3 separate regions of the Homo sapiens genome follow, and all the other regions are linked to region 2. A link is a contact called in ENCODE Hi-C or POLR2A ChIA-PET data. All regions are on one chromosome and are shown on one strand. Each heading gives the region's core, a stretch centred on a gene start or an enhancer-like site at or near the end of the contact. The rest is flanking DNA. Distances are from core to core; before and after follow the strand shown. Region 1 overlaps SLC38A10 (solute carrier family 38 member 10). Region 2 holds the start of LINC03048 (long intergenic non-protein coding RNA 3048). Region 3 holds the start of FAAP100 (FA core complex associated protein 100).

Region 1 (2,700 bases), core at 113-2,612, 130 kb after region 2:
TTGGGGATGCATTAGATGTTGCCCCTTCCCCTCCAGGTCACCACCTCCAAGTCCCCGAGCATGTCTGACTCCAAAGACCGAGCCCTGAGCTGTGGCCTTGGCAGCCTTGGGGCCTCCATGCCCGACTAGACAGCAGGGAGGAAAGTCTGAGGGATCCGCCTCCGCCGTGGCTGAGTTGTGGCCTCTGTCACTTGTTAGGAAGGTGTGTGTTTTTGTGGGTGCCAGGAGCTGGGAACCTGCGTCAGCACCTGGCAGTGAGGAGCCGCTGGGACAGCATAAACACAGCATTCCTGGCACCACGTGCCAATGATGGTCACGGGTCGTGGTTTCTTGTGACTGGAGATGATTTTTTTTTTGAGATGGAGTCTCGCTCTGTCGCCCAGGCTGGAGTGCAGTGGCACGATATTGGCTCACTACAGCCTCCACCTCCCAAGTTCAAGCAATTCTCCCACCTCAGCCTCTGAGTAGCCGAGAATACAGGCGCGGCACCACACCCGGCTAATTTTGTATTTTTGTTGAGACAGGGTTTTGCCAGGATGGTGTTGAACTCCTGACCTCAAGTGATCCTCCTGCCTCGGCCTCTCAAAGTGCTGGGATTACCGGAGTGAGCCATCATGCCTGGCCTGGAGGCGATTTTTGAAGCCAAATGAGGGAGGATGGTTGCCCTGCGGCAGCACCCTCTGCTGGGTGTTCCTGGGGGCGTGCGTGGAGCCATCCCCCTTGGCCGTGGCCGCCTCTACTGTGGCTTAGCCGGGTGTGTTGCTGGCCTTCTAGGAGAAGAAATTCGGATGCCAGAGATCTCCTCCCTCCCGAGGAGCTCAGTCGTGAGCTGGCGGGGGCACTCCCCATACAGGGCCCCTTTCTGTCTTTGCGCAACCTGTGTTCATGTTGAGAGTGGAAGCGGCTGGCAGCACTCGGACGTTTTTCAGTTGCTGATTTTGAAGTTTTGTGTTAGTTTTACTGCAGCCAAGAGGCACTGCCGGCAAACTGTCCCTGACGCAAAGATGGGCTCCGTTGTGGAGAAGGCTGTGTGCATTGCCCGCAGACAGCTGCAGAGCGCCGGGCATGAAGGCTGTGAGTGCAGCCCTTGGCTGGTCAGCTGCTGCAGGCGGCGGGGAGCCAGGACACTCGCACAGCCTTCCTGCAGGTGCCCGTGCAATCCAGCAACACTTGCAGAACGCTGAGAGGCGTGGCGTTCCCGGGAGGTTCTCCAAAGGGACCTCTGGGGCAGCTCCCGGCTCACCGTGCTCACTTCCCGTCCCGCGGCTCCTGCACCCACACAGAGCTCCCCCTGGAGCCCCAGACTGGTCATTCACGGCCTGAGGAACTGAATTTTGCTCCTGCTGAGAAAATGACTGCTCTGAGGCAACTTGTCCTATGACAACGGAGATTTCCTTTGTTTTGCTATATTTTCCCTTCCCCTCCCCAGCCTCCCTTTCTTCACTTAGTAATCCATTGGACAGGCCCTCTTGATTGACAGTTATGGCTTGTTTCCGCATGGGGCCTCTGCCGAAGCCTAATCGTGTGATGGAGACCAGTATGTTTTCACCTGCTCAGGCGGGTGGCCATACGCTTATAGAATTGGTCACTTGGGCCAGGCGCGGTGGCTCACGCATGTAATCCCAGCACTTTGGGAGAATGAGGCGGGTGGATCACTTGAGGTCAGGAGTTTGAGACCAGCCTGGCCAACGTGGTGAAACCCTGTCTCTACTAAAGATACAAAAATCAGCCAGGCATTGTGGCAGGTTCCTGTAATTCCAGCTACAGGAGGCTGAGGCATGAAAATTGCTTGAACCTGGGAGGCAGAGGTTGCAGTGAGCCGAAATTGTGCCACTGCACTCCAGCCTGGGCGACACAGCAGGAGTCCATCTTAAAAAAAAGTTGAATTTGTTACTTTAACTAAACTGTAGAGCCTAGCGTCTGCTTTCTGTTAACTAGTTTATTACCCAGTAGGGTGGTACCTTCCCTCTACAGTTTGTCTAGGACTCTCAACTCCAAACTGACAACAGTGTAACTGTCTGTTTCCCTAGACTAACATATCAGGCTGCTCTTAGAAGGCTGGTAGAAAGCTAAGCTAATTGTCCCCATTTTCTTCTCCTATGGGAGCTGGTGAGGCCCCATCTGCTGCTCTGAACTGGACTCTGTGTGAATTCTTCCTCAGACAGCTTCACCTGAGTCCCCCTCGGCTGCAGCGCCTGTCTCAGTGGACATATGGCCTTGCTGGGACAGGGAGGTGGTGATGGCGGTGGTGGTGGTGGTGACGGAGGTGACGACGATGATGGAGGTGATGGCAGTGACGGTGGAGGTGACGGTGATGTAGGTGATGATTATGGAGGTGGTGGCAATGATGCAGCGATGGTGGTGGGGATGGAGATGGTGGTGGTGATGACGATAATGGAGGTGATGGCAATGATGGTAGGGTTGGCAGTGATGGTGGTGATGGTAGTGGTGATGGTGATGATGATGGTGATGGTGGTAGGGATGGAGATGGTGGTGATGATAGCGGTGATGGTGATGATGGTGACGGTGATGATGATGGTGATGGTGGTAGGGATGGAGATGGTGATGATGGTGACGGTGATGATGATGGTGATGGTGGTAGGGATGGAGATGGTGATGATGGTGATGGTGATGGTGATGATGGTGATGTTGGTGGTAGGGATGGAGATGATGGTGATGATGGTGATGTTGATGGTGGTA
Region 2 (2,700 bases), core at 138-2,637:
GCGCGGCAGGGAAGGTCACGCCGGGGTGGGGTCGGTGGCGCGGGGACAGCGACACTGCCGGGCGCCGGCATACCCCCTACCCCCGCCTCCGCCCCTCCGGGCACTTGCCGCCGCCCTGCAGGCCTGGGTCTTGCCGCACTTGTTCTGTCGTGCTGGGGCACACGGAGCCAAGACCAGAGCCGGCGCATGTGCTTGTCAGAGAGGAATCCAGGGAGCCCTGTGGGGGCTGCTTGGGGAAATGAGGCTGTCATCCCCGCGCCCCAGGTGCTCAACGGGGAGGATAAAGGAGCCCTGGCCTGCGGGAGGCAGCCCCAGGGGACGGACGGAGCCCTGGTTCAGAGCCCAGAGAGGGCATTGGAGGGCCAGGCCTCAGCCAACTCCATTTCTCCCCTCTCTGGCCTGCGTGGGCATCGGGGGCATGGTGGGTACCAGATCCTACCCTGCCTGCTCAACCCTCTAGACAGCCTGGGACACAGAGGGCATGGTGGCCATGCCCATTTTACAGATGAGCAGAAGGAGACTGTGAGAGCAAATAACGTGCCCTTGTTCACACTGAGGGCCTGGGTGCGTAGGCTCTGGATTCTTCTGGAAAACTAGTACTAGGGTTGGCTGACTTTTGGGCCTGGGACAACCCTAAGACTCCTGGCTGGGGCAGACATGATGCGTCCCGACTTCTGCCTTGTAGACCAGGAGCAGAACAAAATGGGCCTCATGACCAGCCATTGGGCGTCTTGGCCACAGCACCCACGGAAAGATGTGTCAGGGTCCAGCTCTTCCTGGGAAGCCCCTCCGAATGCTCCCGGCCAGCCTGTTTCTCTGGGATGAGGCCCCAGCAAGGCAGATCGCAGCCTGCAGCCGGGAGGAACTGCTAATATATGGCAAGAGTCTGGAAACCAGATTCCAAAAGGTCACGTTGGACTGGAACCAACAAGATTACGTTGAACAGGCTGGATGTGAACCTCCACTTTCAGGTTCAAAAATCAGTTGTAAAAATGCAGGCAGCTTCCCACTGAAGACTTGCTGGGCCAAGCTGCAGCTGTCTGCACCACTCAGGCAGTTCATCCACGCCCTGTCTCCCCAGCACAGGCCCTCTTGTGCATTTCCCTGAGCCCCAGCAGCTGAGCCTGCGCCCTGGGGTGGGAGTGGGGGATCCCGGGATGTCTGACCCGCTGTCTCTGATGTCAGGCCGGCTGGGGGAGGGGATGCAGCTGGAGACAGCAGAGAATGGGGTCCTTGTGCCACTGTCATCAGGCCCGGAGCTTCCATGAACACGGCTTTGTCTGCACCCATACCCCGTGGTGACCACGGGACCAGGGGATCAGTGGGCCTCTGAACAAGAGGGGCGTGCAGAGCGGCTTTTTGGCCTCAGTTAACTCTTAAATGGGTGTCAGAGGCACTGTCTTCCCCTAGCTATGCGCCTCGTGCCTGGGAGCCTTAGGGCCACACGGAAGGGTAGAAATCAGTTTCAGGTCAGGAGGTCTGGAACAGCTTTGTTAAACCCAGTTTTTTTCCTATGAAAATGGCTGCAGACACTGGGGGAGGGAGAGGGTGGCCCTGATCCCGATGACTCTGAAACATGCTTGGCCTTCCCCAGAGATTCCTGCTCCCAGCCCAGGCCCAGACGGCAACAGAAGCTCATGGTGAGTTCACCCCGGTCCTGGTCTGGCACCTCATTGCTGGGGAGGTCTCGGCAGTCCAGAGGAGGTAGCCCCCACCCTGGGCATCCATCCGCCCAGGCCCCAGCCTCCGCGGGAAGACCCAATTACAGAAGAGAGAAGTATGTGGAGACCCTTGGCTGAGGTTGGGGGTCCTGGAAGCTGGAGGTAGTGTTCCTGGGTATAGCATGATGGGTTGATGGGTGGGTTTTATTCTCTTTTTAAGGATTTTTTATATTTTTCAAATTTCCCTTTTGAAATGTATTCATTTTGCAATCAGAAAACAAAACAGGCCAGGCGTGGTGGTTCACACCTGTAATCCCAGCACTTTGGGAGGCTGAGGCGGGTGGATCACCTGAGGCCAGGAGTCCAAGACCAGCCTGGCCAACTTGGTGAAACCCCGTCTCTACTAAGAATACAAAAATTAGCCAGGCGTGGTGGTGGGCACCTGTAGCCCCAGCTACTTGGGAGGCTGAGGCACGAGAATCGCTCGAACCCAGGAGGCGGAGCTTGCAGTGAGCTGAGATCGCGCCACTGCACTCCAGCCTGGGCAACAGAGAGAGACTCTGTCTCAAAAAAAAGAAAACAAAACAAACCAGTGAACACTACTCCAAACAAATGTCCAGGCCCAGAGATCAGAGGCTGCAAGGTGGGCTCTGTCCCCATGTCCCCAGCCACACTGCTGGGGAACCCACAGGGTGCCAGGTCCCCTCAGCCCTGTCCCTGCCCCACAGGCCCCTGGAGTGATTGTAGGCTCTAGACTGCCTCAGTTTGCCCCCAGCCTCCCCTAGGTGCCCGGGGAGCCACTGGCCAGCCTCCGGTCGCACTCCACTCAGGGCTTGACGGGGAAACAGAAACCAGCCTTGAACGCCTTCCCACGCCCCAAAACGCCAGGGTGCACAGTGAGGGGAGCCCTGGTCAGATGGCACAGATGGCATTCCTGCCCGCGAGAGGCCCAGGACCCCGGGGAGCCAGAGGGGCAGGGTGCCCGCAGCGTCCAGGCAAATGGGCCCAGGCCCCCCGACACCCAGCTGAGGCCAGCTTC
Region 3 (2,700 bases), core at 154-2,653, 170 kb before region 2:
TGGAAGAGATGGCCTGGGAGGACTGGATGGGGTTGGTGTGTGTGAGCGAGTGACTCACAAGGCTTCAGAGGGTTAAAACTAGCAGTCAGAAGACCTGCGGATTCCTGTGGGGAAATTCGGTCAGAAGACCAGCGGAGGATCCCTGTGGGGAAATTCACAACGATGCGGCATCTGACTTCCTGACTCTGAAGGCCAAATGAGATGCACCTGGCCCTCCTCTCCCCACTCCCCAGCATCAAAGACAGCATTTCCAGCCCAAACACCTTCAGAGCAGCCCTGGCGAGAAGAGAGGAGCAAGGAACTGACTCCAGGTGCCGCACTTGAGTCTGTCTAACCCAACATTCAGAATCAGACATCCCCGTTGCCTTGGGGTCAGTCCCCACCCCAACCTCAAAGGGGGGCGGTCAGGATGTCTGCAAGTGGTGCTTTGTGCTCCAGCAGGTGCACCCGGACTCCACGATGTCTGCCTAACTTCCAAGCCCAGTTTTGCAGCCCTGCCCCTAGATTCTCCCTCGAGGGTGTCTGGCCTTAGCGCTCTTCAGATTGGCTTCTTAAACGGAGGGAGGCGGGCCGGGGGCGGGGTTCCTTGGTCATTTACTTGTGAATGGTGTGCCTGGTTTCCGCTCTCTTCCGGGCATGGAGCAGGTGTCCGTACTGCAGGCCCCTCCACGGGCGTTCTCTGGTCAGTACTTCTCTCCTGGAGGAAGTGGAGAGCTGCCAGGAGGGAGAGGGTGGAGGTATCTTGCCCTGGCTCACAGTCATTTTCTTGTCCTCTGCCCCCAACCCAGAAACCCCATTGGTGTACTCCCTGTCCCCACGTGTTCAGCCACGGAGGGAGGGACGCACTTCCACCTAAGCTGGCTCACTCCGCTGGGCCCTGAACGCGGGGGCGGCCGGGGCGGCTCGCAGAGCACAGGGCAGAGACCCATCCCTAGGACGACAAGAGCCGGCGCTGCCCCACCCCGACCCCGGCTGGAGTGCGCTCCGGCAGGACCCAGCTGCTCTCCGAGAGCCCAGAGAATCGAGGCGTTTACGCAAAAGCCCGAGTAGCTGAGCGCTTGCTCCGGGGAGACGCCCCGCCCAAGAGCAACCTCTGCTCGGCCAGGACCCGCTTCCCCACCCTGGGGAACCCGTGCAGCAGCCGGGGCCATGAAGCCGCCGAGGGCTCCCACCAGCCCGGCCGGGTCAACCTCGACCTGCGGCACGGTGCCGCGGCCCCTAGGAAGGCTCCCCTGCTCCCCGTGGGTACCAGCGACCGCCCCAGCTCCCGGAGTCCCTGCAGCGCGTCCTTTCCGGCCCGCCCCCGGCACCGCCGACCGCTTTACGGCGGAGGTCGCGCCGCACAGCGGGCTGCCGTAAAGCGCTCCGAGGCGGAGCCGCCGCCGCGCGGCCGGGGCTTCTCACTCTGACGGGCCCGCGCGCACGATGGCCGGCGCCGCGCCGCGGGTCCGCTACCTGGCGGGCTTCTGCTGCCCTCTCGGGGGCCTGGCGGCGGGCAAGCCCCGCGTGCTGTGCCATGAGGCAGAGGTCTTCCTGTCCACCGGGAGCGAGCTCGTCTACGTGTACGACCAGGAGGGCGGGCTGCTGACCGTGAGCGCCGGCCCGCGGGGGCGGGAGGGACCGGGCGGGGGCGGCGGTTCGCGTGAAAATGAAGACCGCGGGCCCGCGCGTCGCGTCGGCCTGACCCGCGCCCCGGTCCGCAGGCGGCGTTCCGGTTCCCCGACCAGGTGTGGCACCTGGAGCTGCTGGCGCCGCGCAGGTTGCTGTACGCGCTGTGCGCCCGGAGGGGCCTCTACTGCCTGTCGCTGGACCACCCGGGCAGGAGCAGGTGAGGGCGGGCCCGCGGCCTCCCTCCCGCACACTCCTGCTGCCCCCGGACTGCTTCAGAGCGAGCAGCCCCACCTCATCGCGCTTGGGGACCCGGGCTGCCGCCAGCTCTGAAGCCTCGGCCGCCATCCCTGCCCGATTATCTGGAGCCCCTGCCCCCAGCACTCTTTCTGCAAGTGTCTTGCTCACAGTCCTTAGTAAGTGGGGTTCACATGGTTAAGCCCACGGCGGGGCGCGGGATCCTGTCCTTTGGGCCCTGGTGGCCCGGTGCTGTCTGGTGAGACACGCCCCCGAGGTTGGGTCTTTATTGGAGGGAGGAGACAGCAAAGGCACCGTGACCCCGAGTCAGTGATCAGTGGACACCATCTGGGTTGGAAGGAAGCGAGCTCCGGGCAGCCAGGCCTGTCTTCAGTGCAGAGCCAGCAGCTGCTGACCGCGGCCCAGGCTGTAGAGGGGGCAGCCTGTGCACTTTGCAGCCTGGGCCTCAGCCTGACGGTTCTATGCTGACAGGTGTCGGTTCACGCTGGTTTTGGATGCCTGGTACTTCTTGTCAAGAGTATCCTTCGTGGGGAAGGTGGGAGGCCATGTGGCAGATGGACTGCTGAGCGGCCTTGGGGGTCACTGCGGGAACCCCTGAGCCAGACTACTCCATGCCAGGTTATTGTGAAGAGAACGTGGGAATCCCACCCTGCCCAGGCCTGACCAGTGCGTCCCTGTTCTCAAAGGTCTACGAGCCAGGATGACAGGGACAGCGAGGACGGTGACCAGCCTTCCCCCGTGATCCCTGTGGACCCCGATGCCTGCATCCTTCCCGATGCTGCGCTGTGCGCGTTCACCTTGCTGGACAGTGTGCTGGTCACCCTGGTGCAGGGC

The links. A loop is a pair of places that touch in the nucleus more often than their neighbours do. ChIA-PET counts read pairs that join two places held with the same protein, here RNA polymerase II (POLR2A). Pooled maps may share reads with other maps.
Region 1: a loop to region 2 is called in a map of ascending aorta, with 7 times the contacts of the local background. The contact joins the enhancer-like site here to the promoter of LINC03048 in region 2. A Hi-C loop is called at or near these places in 20 of 168 maps with a recorded cell type or tissue (A673, IMR-90, MCF 10A and 16 more), 5 of 37 single-sample maps with no recorded cell type and 26 of 50 pooled maps. POLR2A ChIA-PET finds 5 or more read pairs at or near these places in 7 of 52 experiments (AG04449, AG04450, Caco-2 and 4 more).
Region 3: a loop to region 2 is called in a pooled map, with 2.4 times the contacts of the local background. The contact joins the promoter of FAAP100 here to the promoter of LINC03048 in region 2. A Hi-C loop is called at or near these places in 2 of 168 maps with a recorded cell type or tissue (OCI-LY7 and PC-9), 1 of 37 single-sample maps with no recorded cell type and 10 of 50 pooled maps. POLR2A ChIA-PET finds 5 or more read pairs at or near these places in 9 of 52 experiments (AG04450, Caco-2, H1 and 6 more).

The regions. Positions count from the first base shown.
Region 1 is chr17:81,253,638-81,256,337 of GRCh38, reverse strand. All of the region lies in intron 11 of SLC38A10 (solute carrier family 38 member 10), which reads left to right. Among named protein-coding and RNA genes, the nearest start is that of NDUFAF8, 16 kb to the right of the region's middle. RefSeq lists an enhancer at 940-1,631. Within about 2 kb of position 1,362, at least 21 of the 41 ENCODE cell types and tissues checked have a DNase peak (open chromatin) inside an H3K27ac peak, as active enhancers do; they include A673, ascending aorta, heart right ventricle and 3 more, where a contact is called at or near this core.
Region 2 is chr17:81,384,069-81,386,768 of GRCh38, reverse strand. LINC03048 (long intergenic non-protein coding RNA 3048) reads left to right here and starts at 1,387. Exons shown (of 4, transcript NR_164137.1): 1 at 1,387-1,640. RefSeq lists an enhancer at 211-779.
Region 3 is chr17:81,551,056-81,553,755 of GRCh38, reverse strand. FAAP100 (FA core complex associated protein 100) reads left to right here and starts at 1,403. Exons shown (of 9, transcript NM_025161.6): 1 at 1,403-1,590; 2 at 1,704-1,828; 3 at 2,553-2,700. The coding sequence starts at 1,426. LOC124904085 (a long non-coding RNA gene) reads right to left here and starts at 1,397. Exons shown (of 2, transcript XR_007065947.1): 1 at 1,250-1,397; 2 at 1-714. RefSeq lists enhancers at 1-347, 877-996 and silencers at 397-466, 477-556, 1,137-1,296, 1,437-1,676, 1,737-1,836.